2 separate regions of the Homo sapiens genome follow, and region 1 is linked to region 2. Evidence: chromatin contacts called from ENCODE Hi-C or POLR2A ChIA-PET data. All regions are on one chromosome and are shown on one strand. The core of a region is the stretch at or near the end of the contact, and the rest is flanking DNA. Distances in the headings are between cores, read along the strand shown. Region 1 has its middle 330 kb from the start of DAOA. Region 2 holds the start of RAP2A (RAP2A, member of RAS oncogene family).

Evidence for each region. A loop is a pair of places that touch in the nucleus more often than their neighbours do. ChIA-PET counts read pairs that join two places held with the same protein, here RNA polymerase II (POLR2A). Pooled maps may share reads with other maps.
Region 1: a loop to region 2 is called in a map of naive thymus-derived CD4-positive, alpha-beta T cell, with 21 times the contacts of the local background. The contact joins the enhancer-like site here to the promoter of RAP2A in region 2. A Hi-C loop is called at or near these places in 1 of 168 maps with a recorded cell type or tissue (naive thymus-derived CD4-positive, alpha-beta T cell) and 5 of 50 pooled maps. POLR2A ChIA-PET finds 5 or more read pairs at or near these places in 2 of 52 experiments (CD4-positive, alpha-beta T cell and CD4-positive, alpha-beta memory T cell).

What each region holds. Positions count from the first base shown.
Region 1 is chr13:105,137,120-105,142,992 of GRCh38, forward strand. No RefSeq gene overlaps it. Among named protein-coding and RNA genes, the nearest start is that of DAOA, 330 kb to the right of the region's middle. RefSeq lists enhancers at 2,472-2,681, 2,732-3,141. Within about 2 kb of position 2,377, at least 22 of the 41 ENCODE cell types and tissues checked have a DNase peak (open chromatin) inside an H3K27ac peak, as active enhancers do; they include CD4-positive, alpha-beta T cell, where a contact is called at or near this core.
Region 2 is chr13:97,431,255-97,437,318 of GRCh38, forward strand. RAP2A (RAP2A, member of RAS oncogene family) reads left to right here and starts at 2,915. Exons shown (of 2, transcript NM_021033.7): 1 at 2,915-3,530. The coding sequence starts at 3,217. RefSeq lists enhancers at 2,012-2,151, 2,099-3,030, 2,302-2,431, 2,452-2,501 and silencers at 2,652-3,011, 3,032-3,091.

The sequences.
Region 1 (5,873 bases), core at 1,127-3,626, 7.7 Mb after region 2:
ATTCTGGTGACAATTTCTATATCAGTCAAAGTCCTGGAAGAAATTGATGCACTCTCAGGAGGTGAATTGAAGAGATTTCATAGAATATAATGAGTAATTTATAATGGTGTTGGTTGTCCTGTGTTAGCCAACCATGAATAATAAGAACCCTAGCGTTGATAAGCATGGAGGCATTACTGCCCCAGGTCTGAAAGGGCAAAGAAAGGGAGCATTTATTGCAACACAGAAACCGGTAGCTGTAGAAGAAGACTGACCAGCAGAAGTTGTGCCTTTTAAAAGGAACGCAGCCAAAGCCAAAACGTGCATTGTTAAGAAAGAAGGCAGAGGAATAAATACCCTTGCTGCTCTCTCTCTTCCTACCATCTGATGACTGTTGGTGCTGTCTATTGGCTGACGCCAATCAGGAAACAGAATACAAAAGAGCTGAGTTTACATGACCCATAGAGGTAGCTTTCTGGGCCACAGAACAGGGAGAAAAAGATTAGAAAGGAGAGCCAAAGAGGCAAAACTAGAATATGCAGGACAGAGATCTTAGATTTTGATCAAGCTACTTATCTTCTACTAGTCTCAGTTTCTTTATATGCAAAATAATTTTTATTATCTACTAAATAAGCTACAATATGCAAAGTCTATGTGTCATGGCAAGTATTCACTAATTTATAGTTGCTTATCTTATTATTTTGAGATTAAACACAACAGAAGAATAGAATGGTCCATAAGTAATGTCATTTGGTGCTTAAAATACCTTGAATGAATGTGAAAAATATTTTACATATTATCTGAAAAACATGTATAAGAAAAACTTATTATTTGCATTGAAAGACAACTATATTTAAAGACAGATTATGGAATGGATGTTCAATAAACAGTAGTTTTTCTTTTCATTACTTGGAACTCTACAGAAAGAATATTCAAAAGAATCTCTTGTGGGGTAGAATTTCCCAAAACTAAAATTCTTGTTACACCTATACAATAAATTGTCAAAAGACGATCATCATTACTTGCAACCAATGGAACTTAAAGATTAATTATGTAAAAGGCTACATAATTTCCTAGTCCCAGAGAACTCCCCAAAATTACTTTTATTTATTAACCATAGTAGCTAATATTCATTCCAAAGGGAAACATATTTAAATGGCTACTTGCATATGAATTAATAGTGATTAGTGAATACCAAAGTAATTCTGCAATGACCACCAAAACAGAAGTACAAATGCTAAAGATAAGAAAACAAAGGATGTTAGAATTAACTAAAAGATTTCCTAACACAACTGCAATCATCAGGACATACTGGTCTTGTGTAATCAGCTTTCTTTTTTTCTTTCTTTTATTTTTGCTTTACATATACCATGGCCTATATATTAGCATAGTACCTGCTAATGCCAGCAAACACTTGCTGATGCTCTTTCTCTCTGATATCATCCAGGATGTTTTTTGATGTTTCATATGTTTTAGGCATGGAGTTTCTTAGAGGTAGAGAAAATATCCTTTATGGGCCAGGCGCAGTGGCTCATGCCTGTAATCCCAGCACTTTGGGAAGCCGAGGAGGGCGGATCACGAGGTCAGGAGACAGAGACCATCCTGGCTAACACGGTGAAACCCTGTCTCTACTAAAAATACAAAAACTTAGCCGGGCGTGGTGGCGGGCGCCTGTGGTCCCAGCTACTCGGGAGGCTGAGGCAGGAGAATGGCGTGAACCCGGGAGGCAGAGCTGGCAGTGAGCCGAGATCGCACCACTGCACTCCAGTCTGGGTGACACAGCAAGACTCTGTCTCAAAAAAAAAAAACAGAGAGAGAGGAGAAAATATCTTTTATAAGAAGAGGAAACTTTTACCAAATTATTAACTCTCCTATTTATAAGAGCTTCACAGAATCGATTCCTGGTTTTCAGAAGGCTGTTTTCAGCTCCAGAAAATTAACCCAGTGGGAAGGAAATTTCATCAATTGATTTTAGTTGCCTTAGATAATCCACAGGGGCAAGTAAGACCTGGACTACATCTCCACTGAAATGTGGGAGAATTTACAATTGGCATACAGCTGTTTCCTGCTACTGCCTTACTCTAGAGAGAGGATGACTTATCACTCAACTGAAGCTCCCAAAAGAAGAGCTGTAGGAGGCCTTGTTACCTCACACAGCTGGCTAAACTCATAACCTGCCCTGTCATGATTGCTATTCTGGGGCTTGATCGATAAAGACTCGGGTGTTCTCAATTCTGTTCTTTTCTTTGCAATCGCAACACTCAACAATTTCTTGCTTGATAACTATATGCAGACACTGCCCTCACTTCCCCAAGGAATTGCACTGTGCCTGCACATCCCTGTCACTTTCACAAAGAGGCAGATAATTTCCTCTCACTGGATAGGGTGCTATGTGGAAATGACGTGAAATCCGCTCAACCTGATTTCCAACATGTGCGTTCGTTTTCTCCCTATTCAGGTCATAGTGATTCATGAGAGAGAGAGGCAGAGCGGGAACTGAAGCAGTTTCAGCCTCACCAAAGTACCTTTCCCCTAGTTCCTCTTACTGTGCTCATTATCCTTTCTTTCCTGCTTACCATACATCGTTTACCAACCCTTTGAAAATTTAAACTACCAGGTTCATCTAGCTCTGGCACTGCTAGAACCGAGACTACAGAAGATGTCTGAGTCTTCCAAGCTATTTGGGTCAAACAAAACAAACAAAACCACACACAGCCACCGAGTTGGGTTATTTTAAGGACTTAGAGCTACAGAAGGCAATCTGTCAGCATCCGAGGCTGTTTCAAAACCACCTCCTCCCTCCGTGCTTGAGTCAAGAGCTGCAGTCTTTCTATCGCCCATAGCCATGCTGCAGCACTTCCTCAATCACCCTCTTCTCGCTGCACGCATTGACTTTCGGTTTCTTCACAGAGTCACTGACAGCTTGCAGCTTTGGCTTATCGATAGCCCCGTGGTTCTCTCCATCCATGACCTACCAGATGGCATTTTAGTTTAGTTCCCACCACTCACTGCCTTATTTAATTGGTATTTCTTGCCCCACATTTCCAAAGCAAGCCCGGTCTGGATTCTGTTTGGTTCAGCCATCTCATGGGTCTCCAGCTGCTTCCCTGTCCTGTAGGCGGCCTGCGTGAGGCGCAGTTCCTACTTCCAAGGTATTGTGGGGCAGTGGCTATTTTTGCAGGCTATTGTGAGGCAGCAGAGGTAAAGTATGAGTTGAAACATACAAACAAAATATGGCCCCTCAGCATTGTAGAACTTTTGCAGATAATGAATTTTAGAACCAAATAGAGCAGGACATTTGTTTTCACAGTGAGTCTTATGGCTCTACTTAGAATCTTGTCACTCTGTTTTGCAGTCACCTCTCCAAGTCATTGTCTTTTATTGTACCCTTGAGAAACAATACTGTTTCCATTCCAACCACTTTACTGAGTATTTTTACTCAGTGGTCAGGTCACAAATAATCTGTTAAGTTTTAAATTCAGTTGTCTTGTATTGCTGATTTCTCTGTCTTATTTAATGTATTATTCACTTCTTAAACTATTTCTCTTGTGGGTTTTTTGGCACTATATTATCTTCTTTCTTCTATGATTAATTTTGTATTTCTTTCTTTTAAATCTCCTCAGCAATCACCACTTAACTATGAGCATTTCTCAAATGTTTGCACTTTTGCTCCTCAAATTTTATATTGTTCTAATCTGAAGGCACCCATGAAGTCACTGCACTGCATGGTTACCTAAGTGCAGATTACTCCAACATTTTAAATTTCATATATTGATTTCATTCCAGCAGAACACTTCAGACTATCTGACTCAAATTTTCAAGAGGAGATTTCTTACCAGGGAATTGAAGTACATGCTCAAGCTGCTTACATGCCCATATGTTCTGTTTCCACTTAGGATAAAATATTTTCTAGTCCAGTACTACAAAATCCTTCCTTGTATTTGACCCTTCACACAGATCTCAATACATGTATCTATTGCTATTCAAGTCATGATATCCATTGCAATGCAGAATGGTAAGTAATTTATTCACAGTACCGATTGATATTACAAACTTTTAAGCAGGGTACGGCAAAAGCATTAGATACTTTATGTATTAAAGAAGCTGTTAACTGTTTTAACAGATAACTAACTCCCAATCCCAAAATTGTATAGTGTAAGCTCAAAAGCTTACACTATAGAAGTTTATATCTCTCCTTGGTAAGATCTGCTCAGGACTCCCTGATCAGTAAGTGACTCTCTTCCAATGTCTGGTATTCTCACACAGAGACTACTGTGTATGTATTTAGATGAAAACAAATGTCTGTGTTACTGGGAACTGGAATTTTGACATGAGAGAAATAAATACATAATTAAGAGAGAAAAAATTTTAAGAGAACACCTGTATTATCAATAAAAATCAGATGAATGGCATCTCTTATTAAAAAAAAAATAAAGATACCCTCATCCGGCCCACAGAAAATGACTAGAAACACTGACCCACTCAAAAGGAATGAGCACTACTGGTACCTAGGATCAGGACTCTTAGGGAAAAAAAAAGGCATTATTCTGAAAACTTATAGAAGAAAAGGAAGGAGTCAAACATTCATCTTGCATTCTCTTTTTAACCCCTTCTCCAGGAGTCAGTTTTCATCCATGACTGGTGAGCTCATAAAAATAAACTGATATTGAGTAGGATGCAGTGGCTCATGCTTGTAAATCCAGCATTTTGGAAGGCTGAGGTGGGAAGATCGCCTGAGCTAAGGAATTTACCAACCTGGGCAACATAGTAAAACCTCATCTCTACAAAACGTTAAAGAAGAAGAAGAAGAAGAAAAAAAAAAAAAAAAGCCAGGCACACACCTGTAGTCTTAGCTACTCAGGAGGCTGAGGCAGAAATATTGCTTGAGCCCAGGAGGTTGAGTTTGCAGTGAGCTACATTTGTGCCACTGTACTTCAGCCTGGATGACAGGGTGAGATTGAGAAAGAAAGAAAAGAAAGAAAAGAAGGAAAAGAAAAGAAAGAAAGGAGGAAGGAAGGAGAGAAAGAGAGAGAGAAAGAAAGAAAGGAGGGAGGGAGGGAGGGAAGGAAAGAAGGAAGGAAGGAAGGAAGAGAAACTGATGTTATGTTCTTTAAATATGAGTACACAACATTATTACATGTGAAGAATTTTTTTACCAAAACCAAAATAAACTAGAAGACAAGCCATTTTTCATCAACCAATTTACAAAAAATATAGGGAACAGCTGAAACTGTTAAGTGACATGGCAGGGCTTCAATCAGTAAAATGCAGACTCTGAAAACTCTACAGGACAAACAATCTGATTCTTCAAAATACAAAATTCATGGAAAACAAAAAGACTAGGATGGGGGACCTAAAATATAGTTATGGAACACTAAACAATTACAATATATGGACTTTGCATATTTATTTGAATAAAAGTACTAAGGCTAAGAAATTTCAGCACTATTATTTATGATATGAAAAAAATTATTGCTAATGTTTAGGTATAATGATATTGTGGTTATGTTTCATGTGAGTTTTGTATTTTAGGGACTGGCTTTCCTATGTTTGGAGATGAAATATTACGTTGTCTGGGATTGTTAAAAACAATTCTGAGTCAAAGAGAAATTGGCAGGGATTTAGAGGAAACAAAAACTTCCCATGATTTGATGATTGCAGAAGCTGAATAATTGGAATATATTTGTTCATTATACTACTCTATGTAGTATTTCATGGAGTTGAAAGATGTTATGAGACATGTTTTTTAAAGAAGTTTTGGGGTGGGAAATGGGCAGAAATGGAATGGTATGTGTGGTTGAGATAGGGGAAACCGAATAAGCCAAAAGGAAGGAAATATTTTAAAACCCAGAGTGCTATATACATGAAAAGATAGTGTTTTCAGGCAGTAGTTT
Region 2 (6,064 bases), core at 1,665-4,164:
ATGGTACTGAGCATGAAATCTGAGGCCTGTCAATATAAGGCCTGTAAATAAATGAACTGTAACCACCCCAAGGGCTGCAGTCTCTATACCCCTTCTTATCAAAAACGTCAGCATTGATGAGAGGTCAGGGGAAATAGCCTGAGAAATGTCACAAAGCTGTCCTACTCTGTATTATGCTAAATGGAGTGACTACGGAGCCCACTCACTATTTTTGTGACAGCTTCAATCCAGAGCTTCTCAACATCTAGGGACCTAGGAGTCATGAAAACAGTTACTTAAGGCAACCTTCTGGACCCCACAATCCCAATACAAATTTCTCAAAAACATTAATCACTGGAACTTCATTCCTTGCAAAGTAAATGGACTTAGAGCTCCTTTGTAATGCAAGGTACTAGATGAGTTGTCATGATCTAGAGAGAAAGCTTCACGCTTCCTGGCTCTATTTAACAACCCTAAGAACTTCTTATCACCAAGATGCACAGTTAGAATCTTAAGACAGTCTGTCTTTCCTTGGAAAAGAAGTATAGCTTCTACTAACCCAAAGTAACCATGAATAAGCATACCAATTTTACACAAAATATGAGACTTCTGGAAAGCTAGGTGAACACCATACTTACCTACATCCTCTTGAAACATCCCTGCCAAAGTAGCTCAGATATGAAGCATCCATGTAAGCTCTTTCAATTTTAATTCACTATTTCATGTTAACTAGCCTAGGATGAAATAGTAGATCCTCTTCGGTTCCAGTTCCCTTAAAACAGTCCTGATTCTTAGTCCTTTTTATTAATATAATACCTTCACTGCTGATTCTGGTGGCTCAGATAGTACCATTCATATTTTAATGATATGTAATCAAGAAATGCTGAGTTATATTTTACTACATACACATTTTTAAATTCAGAGGACATTTGTCCTTGATAATTTTAAATGAAAACTTGGTGTGTGTTCATTACAGCAAGGTAATGCAAATATAAGTTATCCATTCTAATATAACGAAGCTATAGGGAAATAAGAAACTACTAAATTTGAGTAGTCTTTGTAGTAGTTTGACTATCGACAGAAAAGATGGTGAAAGAATACCTGGCTTTTAACTCAGACCAAAATCCCCTCTGCATGATGACCTTGTGGGAAAGAGGAACGGGGAGAGGTATGCCAGGCTCTAACAACAGAACTACAGAAACGTGTTATTCGCAGGAAATGTGCGACAGTAACGAACAGGTGAGACTAGTTTGAGAAGGACATAGTTTAAAGAAAGTAAACTGAATAACCAGTTACTGCAAAAAATAATGCAGGAAAGCTTGGGGATGTATCGTCTCCTAAATTTGACGTTATGGGTGGGAGAGGATGTGTAACTAAGATGCAATGCTAGCGACAGAACGCTAAGTTTTAAAACTCAATAGTGAAAGAAAAAAAATAATGTTTTGGGAGGAACGCCTGGAAGACCCATGCAACTGCTGCACGATGTTTCCTTAAGGACCGGAACATTTCTCACCCTGAAGACAAAAGTCCCTGTGTTCTCGATTCAGCCCACATCCCTCAGCACCATTTCCATGCCCATCATTTAGGCAGAATGCCACGGAGGCGACGTGAAAAGTGGAATTCATCATTCTGGCTTGCAACGCATCTTGTTCTTTTGCCAGAACAGGGCACAGCAACTGGCTCCTCAATCTCTGCCCCTCCCAAACCCCAGCAGCCGGTCCCTGTCTCCATCCCGCCGGCCTCGGTGGCAAGGGGCTCGCGAGCTCTGGTTGGCTTGGCCGAAGCTTCCGTCACTCGCCAGCTCACCTACGATTGGTTGGCAGAGCGTGCGCGAAGAGCCCCGCCTGGCAAGGCACTGGGAGGTGGGCTTGCGGATCCTACGACTAGCGTTTTTCTCGATTGGTTGAAGGAGTAAAGGCACGTGGTATGGGGGCGCTCTCTTATTGGTCGTGAATGGTACCTTGTGGTACAGAGACGTGATGTGGTTGGCTAGAATGAATCCCAGCTTCCCACTAGATGCCCCTAGCTGGCTGTTGCTATGAGGAGTCCAGGGCCTTCCGGCTGCCGTTCGGGATTCCGCTCTCCAGGTTTTCAACTCACCCGTGGCTGACAGGGCGTGGGAAGAGCTCGACTTCAGTTCGGCACCGAAAGGGGCGGGTCTAGAAGAAATGTGGGCGGGTCCAGAGGGTTGGTGGGCGGGACCCCGGCGACGTCAGCGGGCTTGGACCCGACTTCCGTGGTGTGTGGCCGCCTCTGACTCGCCCCTCTGGCGCGCTGCTAGAGGGGGGCGTCACCCTCCCATCAATGTCCTAACGCTCCAAAGCTTCATTTTGTTGCGTTTACACAACTTCAGTCAGAAGCCTGTAGGTGCCCCCCCCTTAAAGCTTCACATGCTAATACAAGATAAAACCAAAGCTCTAGGAGTGCTGACAGACTGGGTGGCATCGGACAAAGGCCCTCGCGGCCCCTCTTGGGCCTTGGGCATCTCTCCTTCACTCCCCGCCTCAGGATAAAGCTTGGAGGTAGCTCTAGCCCCTCTACCATCTCATCCCTTCCGAATTCTTAATGTCTCGGGAGTCTCAGGTTGACGCTGCTCCTGGCTTGGGCGGGAACTGCGCATGCTCGGTACACAGGCCCTGGGGTCTGACTGGGCGCGCTGGGTTCGGCGCTGCTCGGCGGTCGCGGTGCTTGTTTATCTCCGCGCGGGCAGAAGCTTCCGAGCCCCGCAAAGCCTCTCGGGAGCGCTCGCGGCCCGTCGCCTAGGGGGCGGGGGCGGGGCTGCGCCGCGGGCTCCGCCCCGGCCGCCGGACCCCGCCCCTGGCCGCGCTGCGGCTGGGGCTCGGGCGCGCGCTCGAGCGCTGGGGGTAGCGGCGGCGGCGGCGGCGGCGGCGGGCGGGGATCTGGGCGTGGAGGCGCGAGGGGCGGGGCGGGCGGCACTGCGGGCCCGCGGCTCGGGCGGCACCAGCGGCTCCCGGTCTCTCTCTCTGCTCGCCCTCAGTCCCACCCGGTGCCTACGGGGCCGCATCGCCGCCCGGCTCGGCCCGGCCCATGCCCAGGGCCGCTGCTCCCTCAGTTGCCGCCGCCGCCGCCGGCGCCCAGGGGGCCGCCGCGGCTGTGAGGTGGGGGCGGCAGCGGGAGGCGGCGGGGCGGGCCGCCGGGGCCGGGGCTGGGGGCGCAGCGCGGCCGGCGTAGGTCTATGTCGCGGGCGGCGGCGGCGGCGGCGGCCGCGGAGGGACGATGCGCGAGTACAAAGTGGTGGTGCTGGGCTCGGGCGGGGTAGGCAAATCCGCCCTGACCGTGCAGTTCGTGACCGGCACCTTCATCGAGAAATACGACCCCACCATCGAGGACTTCTACCGCAAGGAGATCGAGGTGGATTCGTCGCCGTCGGTGCTGGAGATCCTGGACACGGCGGGCACCGAGCAGTTCGCGTCCATGCGGGACCTGTACATCAAGAACGGCCAGGGCTTCATCCTCGTCTACAGCCTCGTCAACCAGCAGAGCTTCCAGGACATCAAGCCCATGCGGGACCAGATCATCCGCGTGAAGCGGTGAGCGAGGGCACACGGGGGCTTGGCGGCTGCACCCCGGAGTCACCGTCCCGGGGCTGGAACTCCCCGCGCGGGGCTCCGGGGAAGGGGCTTTCTGGGGGGTGGCTCCAAGCTGGAGGCTTTACTATTGTCATTCTGCTCCTCCTCCTCAATCTCAAATTTGAGTGCTTTGTTTCACAACTAAAATTTGGCATCGTGTTAGCCCACAGAACAGCTCTTTGTCTCTTGGACGTTGTTAGCATTGCTTGTTACAGAGCCCCCAAGGAAACAAAGTTTAAAACTTGCAGGGGGGAAAGGGGTGGATAGATTTGTCTTGGGAAGAGAGGAACTGTGCAGGTATAGTCGAGACATTTGCAGACTGAACAACAACAATCTGCCTTGGCAATGTTTGACAGTAAAAATCGCTCACACACCTATACAGTAAAGTCAAGTCCAGAGGAAGGAGACCTTTCTCATCTCGTTAAAGGTTTATGGTTCCAAGGCGTTTTACAAAAATTAAGTCTCTAATTTAGTGCAAAACTTTAAAGACAGATTATTAAATTATTTGAAGACATCATAAGCTAAATGGGGTTTCGAGAATATTAACAGAGGAGTACAAATAAGCCATTCACAGGAAAAGAATGCAGCTTAACTGTTTGTTTTTGTTTTTTTGTTTTTAATATAGCCGCCTTAACCCCTTCCAAAAAAAAAAAAAAAAAAAAAACACCACCACACCACCACCACCAGTTCCTGGAAACAAAACAGAAGCTTCTTCAAAAGTGTGACACAAGTATTAGCTAATTTAAAGTTAATGTTAATAAGCCTTTATATATATATATAAATTCTTTTCTAAAGTATACATTTTGGAAATATGGCTGATAAATGATTTAAAATGTTTGTTTTCTCTTAAATTCACTGAATATATTTTTCCGTGTAATTTTAAGCATTAGAAATGTGATAATATCTTAGTTCAAAGTTTTGGCAAATTTTTCTAATTATCATTTAATTACACATTACTGTTTCATCTAGTTCTTGTTAGTTAATGCCTGCTGATAATTTTGGTGTCCTTTTTTTCCTGCCTTATTCTACCTAGAGCCTAAATCTGAAGACCTTTACTGAAAGATGGTTGTAAGTGCACCGTAGACACAGTCACATTGTAAGTCAGTTTGAGTCCACTCATTTTGAAAGAGCAAGGACCAAGTTATGTGTACCCAGGGGATGATCAAAAATTCATTACGAGTAGTGAGTTTTTAATGCAACCTATGAGATCAAAGAGAAGGCTCTCTCTCTATTGCTCCACCCCCCCTTAACTGAGTATGCACTTTAATCGCTGAACTAAAATCGTGCATGTTATTCATCCTTGTGTTAAATTCCAAACTAGAATAAAGCAGATATTTTCGTGGTCTCTGCTGCTAAGATTTGTAAATTTGATAGCTTTGTACTTCTCCAGTATCATTTTCCTAAAGTTAAATGTTTATAGTTAAGAGATGAACAATTCTGGTGTTAAACTTAGTATGAGGATGGCATTTAAGGGGCTACATTTAAGTTACTTAAATTCTTATTACCCCCTCCCCCAACCACTCAATTAAAAAGAAACAAACCAAACCAACTGCAGGGTAGTCTGATACATTGCCACATGTCAATGTTAGGCCAAATGCATACATCAAAAAATAATCTAAGTAAATGCCCCAACAGCCTCACCCTTCACATTTAGATATATATGCTTAAAGATATGAAGATGCACATATACACTGATAAAGCCACATACCCATGGCTAACTTCTTGACACAAGCCTAGGGAACAAATATGGCAAAATATTATTGGATAATATGGTCCACATAATTTTGTAGTTTCTTGTAATTTAGTGCAGATTACTTTTCTCAGTTATAATAATAGGTTAGTCTAAACTCAGCATATTGGAGCAATTTGTTTATTTTCACTATGACCCAGAGGAAAAACATAGAGTAAAATTCTGCATGCCCAGTATCATTTTACTCACTAGTCTCAGTTCTTGATATAAAAAGATCATTGATCAGCTGAAGTAGAGTTCATAAATTCTCTTCACCAGAATTCAACCGTTGTATACATAAGAACCTCTTGGACCCTCACTTGTGTGTCTTTGTAATATGGTAGTAGTAAGGTATTTTACACCTCATCCTAACCCCAGCGTCTGGCTTCCCATCATTGATGGAGAGGACATGTGAATGCAGGTGGCCTCTTCTTTACCAGTCTTTCAGTATTTGATATCTACTGTCAAATTCAGTATTCAGCTTTAGGTCTAGGTCAGCACTTTTCAATAGAGATATAACGTGAGCCACATATGTAATTTTAACATTCCTAGTAGCTGATTTTTTAAAAATAACATAAATATATGGAATTAATTTTAATGTATTTTATTTAACCCACCATATTTAAAATAGAATCATTTTGACATGTCAGTATTCAAAAATTATTAATAAGGTACTTTACTTCTTTATACTGTGTCTTCAAAGTTTGGTATGTGTTTGACCTACCACATCTCAATTCAAACAAGTCACATTTCAAGTGCTCAGTAG